Linked DNA regions of Homo sapiens: region 2 is linked to region 1. The links are chromatin loops, found by intact Hi-C in ENCODE. Cell type or tissue: mammary epithelial cell. All regions are shown on one strand. Links, peaks and the distances in the headings refer to the core of each region. The heading gives the core; the rest is flanking DNA.

Region 1 (4,392 bases), core at 245-4,244:
ATTAAAGAGCCTGCTGAATTTGACAAAATGTGTTCTGTTCCCTTTGGTTCAAAAGTGTGTGCATGTGAAACTCCCAAACAAGTTTATAACCACTAGATATATATATATATATATATATGTACATATATTAAATGATAAATATATTCTATAATTGCATTATATATCTCTATATCACCAACTTAATGCTTCCATTCAAGTTCTGATGCAAAGGTGTGTGAGTGGTCATTCAATCTGCATACAAGCACAATCAATAAAAGGTTTTATATTTAAATCAGGACATGCTCAACCTGGCATCACCAGAAGCCTTCTCACATGGCACCTCTAGACCCCATTGCCTTCCCACTCAGAGGTTCCCTGTCCACCATCCTCTCCTCCACCCAAATGCCATCCTTGGACTTTTATAGCTAATTACTTCAGTATGTTAACTAAATTGGTCTCCAAGCTCTTAATGAAGTTGCAAAAGCTCATTTGCAATATGACTACTGTCCTCTTAAAACTGATAAATACCACCATTACTTTCCCTCCAACTAGGCTGGGCTTGCAGCAGAATGGAAGTGGTATACGTGTGTTGCTTTAATGGGAAACACTCCTTTAGACCTTGAATGCTCAGAAGCTCAATGCTTTGTCTTCCTAATGATTTCAAAATCCTGCTAAACATGTTACAATTGCCCAGGACCCATGCATCTCAGACATCAAATTAACTATCTTCATGTATAGATATGAAGATCTTGTCAAAATAGTTGACCCTATTTTCACCTTTCATGGTGTCACTGAAGAACATAAAAAGCATAATTATCAAAGGAAAGATGTATTATCACAGACGAAGACCTTGAGAAAATCTCTAAAGGATTCTGTTGAGTCTGAGGCTCTCTTGATGTGCATTTTCTCCAAATGGGTGGGTGTCACTGTGAGCTCAAAAACCTGAAACCAACCTTTTCCATTACTTAATAATTCAGATCACCATCTGGTTTATTCCCCCACAATTTATCTCTGCACTACACATGATAGAGTGTCTTCAGTTCAGCCCAGTCAGAAGATTCTGGGGATGCTCCAGGAATATACTTTCCTACCATGATCACTTGGCTGCTAGGTTTGATCCTGGTCAATATGCTCCCTTTTGTGTGTGCCAACAACACACTTAGGAAAGGGTTCACACCTAATTCACATCCCTAGGTACTCTGCAAGTAGACACACGCACACACGCATGCACTCATGCACACAGACATGCACATAGAGGCACACGGGACTTTCTTTATTCCCACATATCCCTGAATCCAACAAGCTTTCCACTCTCATCCCAAAACCAACTGTAAAATCCCAAGCCCCAATGTGCTGATATTAGGAGGTGTGTTTTGGGGAGGTGAAGCTTGTCGGATTCCCTGAATCCGACAAGCTTTCCACTCCAGGACCCAAAACCAACTTTAAAGCACAGCTTTTACCACAGTTACTCCAGACTTAAGCAAGAGGAATTTCAGTGTGTGACTAGGGACCCAGGACTATTCCCAGGTGGCTTTGACTTGGTAACCTCAGAAGGATGCTTGTCCTGTAACCAGCTGTCTTTTGTGGTATGGCCAACAGCCAGGTCTCTGCTCTCTGATGCAATCAGTAGAAAAGACAGGAGAGGCAAAGGCTGGAGGGGATGGTATTTGTTCACTGACTCAAAGGCAAATCATTCACGTTAATGCTTCTTTATTGGCATTTGTTTCCTGAACGCGTTGATTACTGGCTTTCCTGCCTCTCATGTTGTGTGTCCATGGCACTGCCCTAAACACAAACACCCTAGCTAGAAACTGGAAGAAATGAAAATATAGGAAGAGAATGACTGATCCTGATGATTGCTATCTGAGGGTAGGAGAATGCAAGTGGAGGTTTACAATTTAAAAAGGAAGTAAACAACAAAACAGGAAATTCTGACACAAAGTACAGGAATAGCCAATTAAGATAAACATTTTTTAATAAAAATTTCTTTTGTCCAACCCCTAATCCTCAGTGTTGCTGGAGATCCAATGGCACATAGTTCCGGGGTTGTTGATCTTGGATTCAGTTTTCTTTAAAAGGCTTGCCTGCCTGCTGCCTGACTTCTTTCAGTCCCAGCCTAATGTCATTCGGGTTATAGGTTATTGGCTGTTGGCACTTGAAGCATCTGTGTTGTGTGTGTAAATCAGTGACTATAGTTAGAGGAAGAAGTTCAAAGTCTGGAACTAATGACTCATGTTGCTGGGAGCCATTTGACCCAACTCTCTGCTGCGCCCCAAACCCTAGTTTTACTTGGCCAGAGTTCTCATGAGTACTCAGTGAGAAACTGGAATTAGAAATCAGTTCTCCTCTTTGAAATGCAAGCCTGATGGCAGTACAATGATGGAAAGAGACAGCATTATCCAAGCACAAAACCAAGGCTTGCCCTCTGGTTATTAAAATGTTGAAATACTTCCTTATTCCTTGGTAATAGCAGCCTCACAAGCTCCCCCAGGCGGCCCCACTATGGCATGAAGATGCCTAAGTCACCCCACACTCTACTGGACTGCTGCCTGTTCCAGCAACCTGATGGTTACCCCGGTACCTGCACAGCAGGAGGCCTCTGTGCCCACCTCCATTCCGATTGGCCAGCATCCCATCAGTAAAATTCTTTGAATGTTATCCCTGCACCAATCATCACTCGTTTTCTCTTTGGGAAGTTCTGGTTGCCACAATTTTAAGAAGACTCAGTGGGACTGAAGTTAGGTAACTAAGATGTTGCCACGGAAAGTCAGAATACAGTTGAGAATTTTTTGTCAAGAGACACAAAAGCCTGGAGAAGGCGATGGTTGAATAGGATGTTCCAGGTGAACCAGGGCTCAAGCTCAAACCCGAAGAGCACCTCTTACCAAAAGTATAAAACAGGTGTGCTTAGATAAATGCAAGAAAGTACTACTTTGTACAGCCTGTTATAAACTTAGGAACACTGCATAATATCCAAGATTGTTGAAGATGTAAACAGGTTCAAAATGCATAATCAGTTTTTAAAACGTGAGCATCTGTTAGCTTGAATGTGCTCACTGTAATCTCGCCTCCTGGGTTCAAGCAATTCACCTGCCTTGGCCTCCTGAGTAGCTGGGATTACAGGCATGCGCCACCACGCTCGGCTAATTTTTTGTATTTTTAGTAGAGACAGGGTTTCACCATGTTGGCCAGGATGGTCTCGAACTCCTGACCTCAGGTGATCCACTCGCCTCAGCCTCCCAAAGTGCTGGGATTACAGGCGTGAGCCACTATGCCTGGCCGAATGTGCATTCTAAAGGGGCAAGTGGAATCTCTGCTGTAGGATTATAACTGTTTGAGGCTGCCGCCAAGGATGGTTATACCTCCAATTATTATCTTGGTGCTTCTATTAAAACAGAATTTTGAACTGAGAGTGATGTGTCCACTTGGACATCAGACACTTTTGTCACTGCTGTCATTGTTGACATGGTGGGGTTCAGAAGAGGATGTGGAAATTCTTCACAAATGGATGGGGGAGGAACCTGAGAACCTTCCTATTTCTTGCCAGGGAAGTCTCAGAAGTTTCTAATGGAGCATCCCCTGACTCCCACCATACTGCTACCCATGGAGAGAATTTACGGTTTGGGATTGCTGGTGCAACGTACAGCGGCTGCACAACAAGGTGGGTGAGAAGAGATTAGACAGAATCCTGGAGGTAAAATTTTAGTTCCAGCTGAGTCCTCGAATCTTTGTGGAAATTTATTATTTGATTGAACATAACTTACCTTTTTTCTGACTAAAAATGATACATATTTGCTGGGTGAAGTGGCTCATGCCTGTAATCCCAGCACTTTGAGAGGCTGAGGTGGAATAATTGCTTGAGCCCATGAGTTTGAGACCAACCTGGGCAACATAGCAAGACCCCGTCTCTACGAAAAAATTAAAAATTAGTTGGGTGTGGTGGCATATGCCTGTGGTTCCAGTTACTCAGGAGGCTGAGACAGAAGGATAGCTTGAGCCCAGGAGTTTGAGGCTACAGTGAGCTGTGATCATGCCACTACACTCCAGCCTGAATGACAAAGCAAGACCCTTTCCCCACCAAGAAAAAAGAAAAAAAAAAGAAAAAGAAAAAAAGAAATATGTTTATTATCAAACATAGTAATCCAGAAAAGTATAAAGCATAAAATAAAGACCCAATTTCCCACTACCCACACATGACCCACTGGATCTAATGTCAACATAGTACTAAATGTATTTCTGGACAGCTTTCTCCATAATATGCATATACACACAAGTAACATGCCATTTACAGCAGTCGAATCATACTATACATGACACTTATGTTTTTTTTTTGGGGGGTGGGGGGGAACAAGTTTCGCTCTCGTTGCCCGGGACGGAGTGCAATGGAGCAATCTCAGCTCACTGCAACCTCTG
Region 2 (4,392 bases), core at 130-4,129, 87 kb before region 1:
GCTCCAGTCTGTGAGTCCATTGTCTCATGTTCTTTCCTATAAAATATTCTGGGAATCATAATCAAGGGCTGCCTCAATCAAGTGGACAACTGTGTATAAAATAAGAACCTGGGTGAGAGGCGAGAGGTGACAACCGTGGAGAAAGCAGAAGAGAGTTCCTGTGTCCATTAGATACTGAACATGAATGAGCACTGGCCTAGCGGTTTGCCCAAATGGCTTCCAAAAAGGAATTGGAATTATACTTACCATGACCATTCTTGAAAGTTTCCTAAGTACATAGTTTTATGTGCTGGAATCTTCTATTGGTCCCTTGGATCCGCTCCTCATCTTTTTCCATCGTACTCTGCCCCAGAAGGGGTCCTGCATGAACTACATCAGTAGGGTGTCCATGACCCCCAGCTTCTGATTGGGTTTAGTCAAGAGGGAGCCCCTGCAGAAGTTGAGGATGGCAGAGATAGGGGAAGTGGAGAGTGAATCAGGGTGTTTTTCTACTTGTTTTCTCTTGCAAGGTCACCTTGGGCAGCCCGAGTTCCTCAGCCAAACTTTACTTTCCTCTCAAGCCAACTCTACACTAATCTCCCTCCTTCCAGATTCAGGCAGTTGCCCTCTTCCCAGGTATCTTCCAGCCTAGGGTGGTAACTGTGTGGCCACCACCAGCTCTGGAACAGCATAGTGTCCTGTGTGTTTCTCCTACACAACAGCCATTGAAAACTATCTTTCTGTGAACCAGACCCTCTTTGAATTGCCCCACCTTGATGGTGGCAGGTTCCTTTGGGACTCTATCTGGTGCACTTGGATATTTCAGCTACTTCCTTCCTGACAATGAGAGTTGAGGCATTTGCATTCCATCCTGGGCTCTGCCATTTACTAACTGCATGCTTGGTCAAGTTGTTTAGGCTCTGCTGGCTTCAATTTTCTCATCGTCCAATATGGGGAGAGGCCCTCTTCTTAATTACTGCTGCACCTCACCATCACCTGGGGGGCCTTGTAACAATTGGTTAAGCCAGAACCTCTAAGAGAGGGACTTGGACATATGTCACAGCCCTAGCTTTCTTATGTTACAAGGAAATCTGGAAGGTACCATCTCTCACATACACCTTTTGGGCCTCAGGTTCACTCAGTGTTTATTTATTGAGCATGTAGGGGAGGAAAAACTTTACATCTACCCTCTTAGGGTCCCTGGCTGGGCCTGAGAATTAAATTGACATAGATTGACTGGAGAAAAGCAAACAAATGTAATTTAAGTTTTATCTGACTCAAGAACCCTCATAAGGAAATGGACACCCAAGGATGGGGTTAGAGTTGAACATTGTATACTGAATGGGAATTGTGGACAAGTGACTCAACCATGTGGGGAGACTAAACGAAGAGAAGAACTAATTTTTTTTTTCTTTGAGATGGAATCTCACTCTGTCACCCAGGCTGGAGTGCCATCGTGCCGTATCGGCTCACTGCAACCTCCGCCTCTCAGGTTCAAGCGATTCTCCTGCCTCAGCCTCCCGAGTAGCTGGGATTACAGGCACATGCCACTGTGCCTGGCTAATTTTTGTATCTTTAGTAGAGATCAGGGTTTCACCATGTTGGCAAGGCTGGTCTCGAACTCCTGACCTCAAGTGATCCGCCCACCTTGGCCTCCCAAAATGCTGGGATTACAGGCATGATCCACCACGCCTGGCCAATAAGAACTATTTTTAAAAAGGTCTGTTTATGCAGAATTCTTTCAACTACGACTCCCCATAGAAGAATGATTCTTTTCTCCCTTTACAGAGAGTACATTTTTCACGTGGGAGATTTTTATCCCTTGTTTTTAGGAAGAAAAGGGGTGATTCGAATGCCCTTCCTGTATCTGCTATTTCTCAAGTGCCTTCAGCTCAAGAGAATCCTTCTGCCAAAGTGACCTATTTTGGGGTGGCCTGTTCCACCACCCTCCAAGCACAGGTCAGGAATTGTGTTATACATTTGGCTCCTGGTCAGTGGAGGGTGAGGTAAAAAGGCATGTCACTAAGTCATCATATGGTGCTGGGACAGTGGTTGGTAAGAAGGGCTTTAGAAAAAACATACAGAAGACAGGATTGCTTTGGAAAGGAGCAATTTGTCAGCCGCGCTTCCGAGAAATCAGCAAAAGGAGAGAGGAGGTAGATGCGGACTAAACCCAACTAGCCTAGGACGCAAGTGGAAGCCTGGGATGGTGACAGGAAGGCCAAATGGCCATGGTGGTCAGAGCATGGCTGAGGAGATCGAGGCCAGGCTGCACTCAAGGCAGGCTGCAAGCATCTCTTCAGACCTGTCCCCAGGCAATGTAGAGGGCATTGCATTGTTTAATGGGATCAGATTAATGTTTGCTACAGAGTGCCTTGTGCAGGAGGGACAGGAGACGAAGAGGAGGGAACGCCACTATAGAATACAGGAAAGAAGCTGAAATACTTAGGTGTGACTCAGTCACCACTAATTGCTAGTATATTGCTTAGCAGGCCTAGGAGACAGCTTGGAATGAGAGAGACAGCAACTGGTGTTGGATGGAATGTGACAAAGGGCGGAGGAGAGGGCAGTTGCTACTGCTCACCTGTGTGCATGTTGAGGCTGTGAATCAACAAAGGGTGTGAAGCAAATCCACCCAGCAATAACAGCTGCTGCATCCATAGAGAACTCTCCTCCCCTAAAACATCAGCCACAGGCACACCGCACCCTGGACTTCAAGCACATCCTCCGAGACCTTGTGAAATTTTCTATGGGCATTTTCACTTCCAAAGAATCCTCTGTGCCTGCTTTTTCCAACGTGGGGCAGGCAGATTCCCTGACTGCAACCTCGTTCTAGGCGGGGCTGCCACACAGGAGGATGAGGATTTTGGTGACACCCACCACACCCTGACAACAGTCTCCCCTGATCCCTGATACTGAAGGCAGAGATGCACCTGCAAGAGACAAGGAAGGCCATGGGAGTGGGCCTCGGAGACAGAGAGGGTCATGGGGGAAGGCACCTGCTATTTGCCCTGGGCTTCCCAGGGGTGAGTTAAGAAATGACTTCTCCCCACCTCCGTTTTCACCCCGCTATGAGGAACTTGTCACTGGAACAGTCTCTACGAAGCAAGCCAGGGCAATGACCTGGCCCCTGCCAGCCAGCTGACACTGCTGACTTCAAAGGCTCCTCCTTCTACTCGTCTCCTGCTGATATCAGGGTCCTGAAATCCAGATGGGTTTATTAATTCATTCATTCATTTACTCATTCATCAAATATTAACTGAGGCCACTTGGGCCAAGGTGCAGTAGACCCTGCATTAATCTGCAAAAAAGGCTATTTACAAAAAGAAGGTATCATCAAAACGGGGCTTCACCATTGCAAAGAAGTGGAATTGAATGGATAACACCTAACATGGAACAGGAAAGGCATAAGCATAAGTTTACTCAACAGTCTACATGATTAAGCATAATTATGCCACAAGGCACAGCATTTCTTAGGGGCCACTGATGAGCTAGGGGATTGATAACCTACAGAAAAGATGAGGGCCATTTCCTAGTGATTAGGCCAAGCTCCGAGCTGGCTCATTTCCTTTTAAGCTCATTTCCTGTGATGACACTGTTGTTATTGTTATTTTAAATCAGAAGACACATGCCCAGAAAGTCAAAGGCATGTAACCAAAAAAAAAAAAGAAAATGAATATATTTTTTAAGATAATATTTTCCCTTAATTATCTACACATTTTATGAAGAAAGCCATATTTTCAAACTGAAGCATCGTTCGAAAACTGATTCAATTCTTTCCCTCTTTGTGCATGTGCTTTAATTCTGTGCTCATAATCTATATTGGGCAGGAGGATGGGACAGCCCTCAGGCCTTGGAGATTAAGACACAGAAGAGATGCCCAGAAACCAAGGGCTGAAGTGTTGGGGCTTCCGTAGGTATCAATTACACTCTGTGTAGTTTTGTTCTTTCCAACTAGAGGTGGTTTTTAGGGTGGTATTGAGGACTTTCAAGGTTCCTCCATACCCTGGGTTTATATTGTTCCAACTGCAAGAGATTAGTCTACTCAATTAGCCAGAGGGTCACTGCTTAATCACGGTAGTATCTCCCTGTTGCAAAGACAACAGAGAAGAGGCCAGAACTTGAGCAGGGTGACAGCCTTTGCTCACTGCCCCTTTCTCCCTCCACAGGCAGAAATTCCACTCCAGTAGCCTCCTCACTTTGGAATGAAGAAGGAGAGAGTTGCATTTGGAACTGTCAAGAGCGTGGCAACACTTGTACTTGATCTCTCCAGAAGGAAATGATTTTGGACCAAGCCACTCTTACAGTCCCCTCATTGGAGAGGGCAAGGTGGCATCTCTGAGGACAGGGGACCCACCTGGTCAGTCCTGGGTTCTGTGCCCACTGACAGGCAAAGGCATGTCCTGACTTTTG

The links. Peaks named below come from ENCODE experiments on the same cell type or tissue, not always from the same donor. Only the 100,000 strongest peaks of a DNase experiment are listed, where the experiment ranks them.
Region 2: it touches region 1 in a loop (6-fold over the local background); 1 of 110 quality-filtered maps calls a loop at or near these places.

The regions. Positions count from the first base shown.
Region 1 is chr2:105,453,051-105,457,442 of GRCh38, reverse strand. LOC105373529 (a long non-coding RNA gene) reads left to right here and starts at 2,752. Exons shown (of 3, transcript XR_923141.1): 1 at 2,752-2,880; 2 at 3,527-3,640. In mammary epithelial cell, for the core only: a CTCF peak has its summit at 2,473; DNase peaks (open chromatin) are centred at 1,632 and 2,252; H3K27ac peaks cover 1,953 bases.
Region 2 is chr2:105,539,988-105,544,379 of GRCh38, reverse strand. No RefSeq gene overlaps it. Among named protein-coding and RNA genes, the nearest start is that of LINC02946, 68 kb to the left of the region's middle. In mammary epithelial cell, for the core only: no CTCF peak of the experiment used is centred there; a DNase peak (open chromatin) is centred at 2,539; H3K27ac peaks cover 454 bases.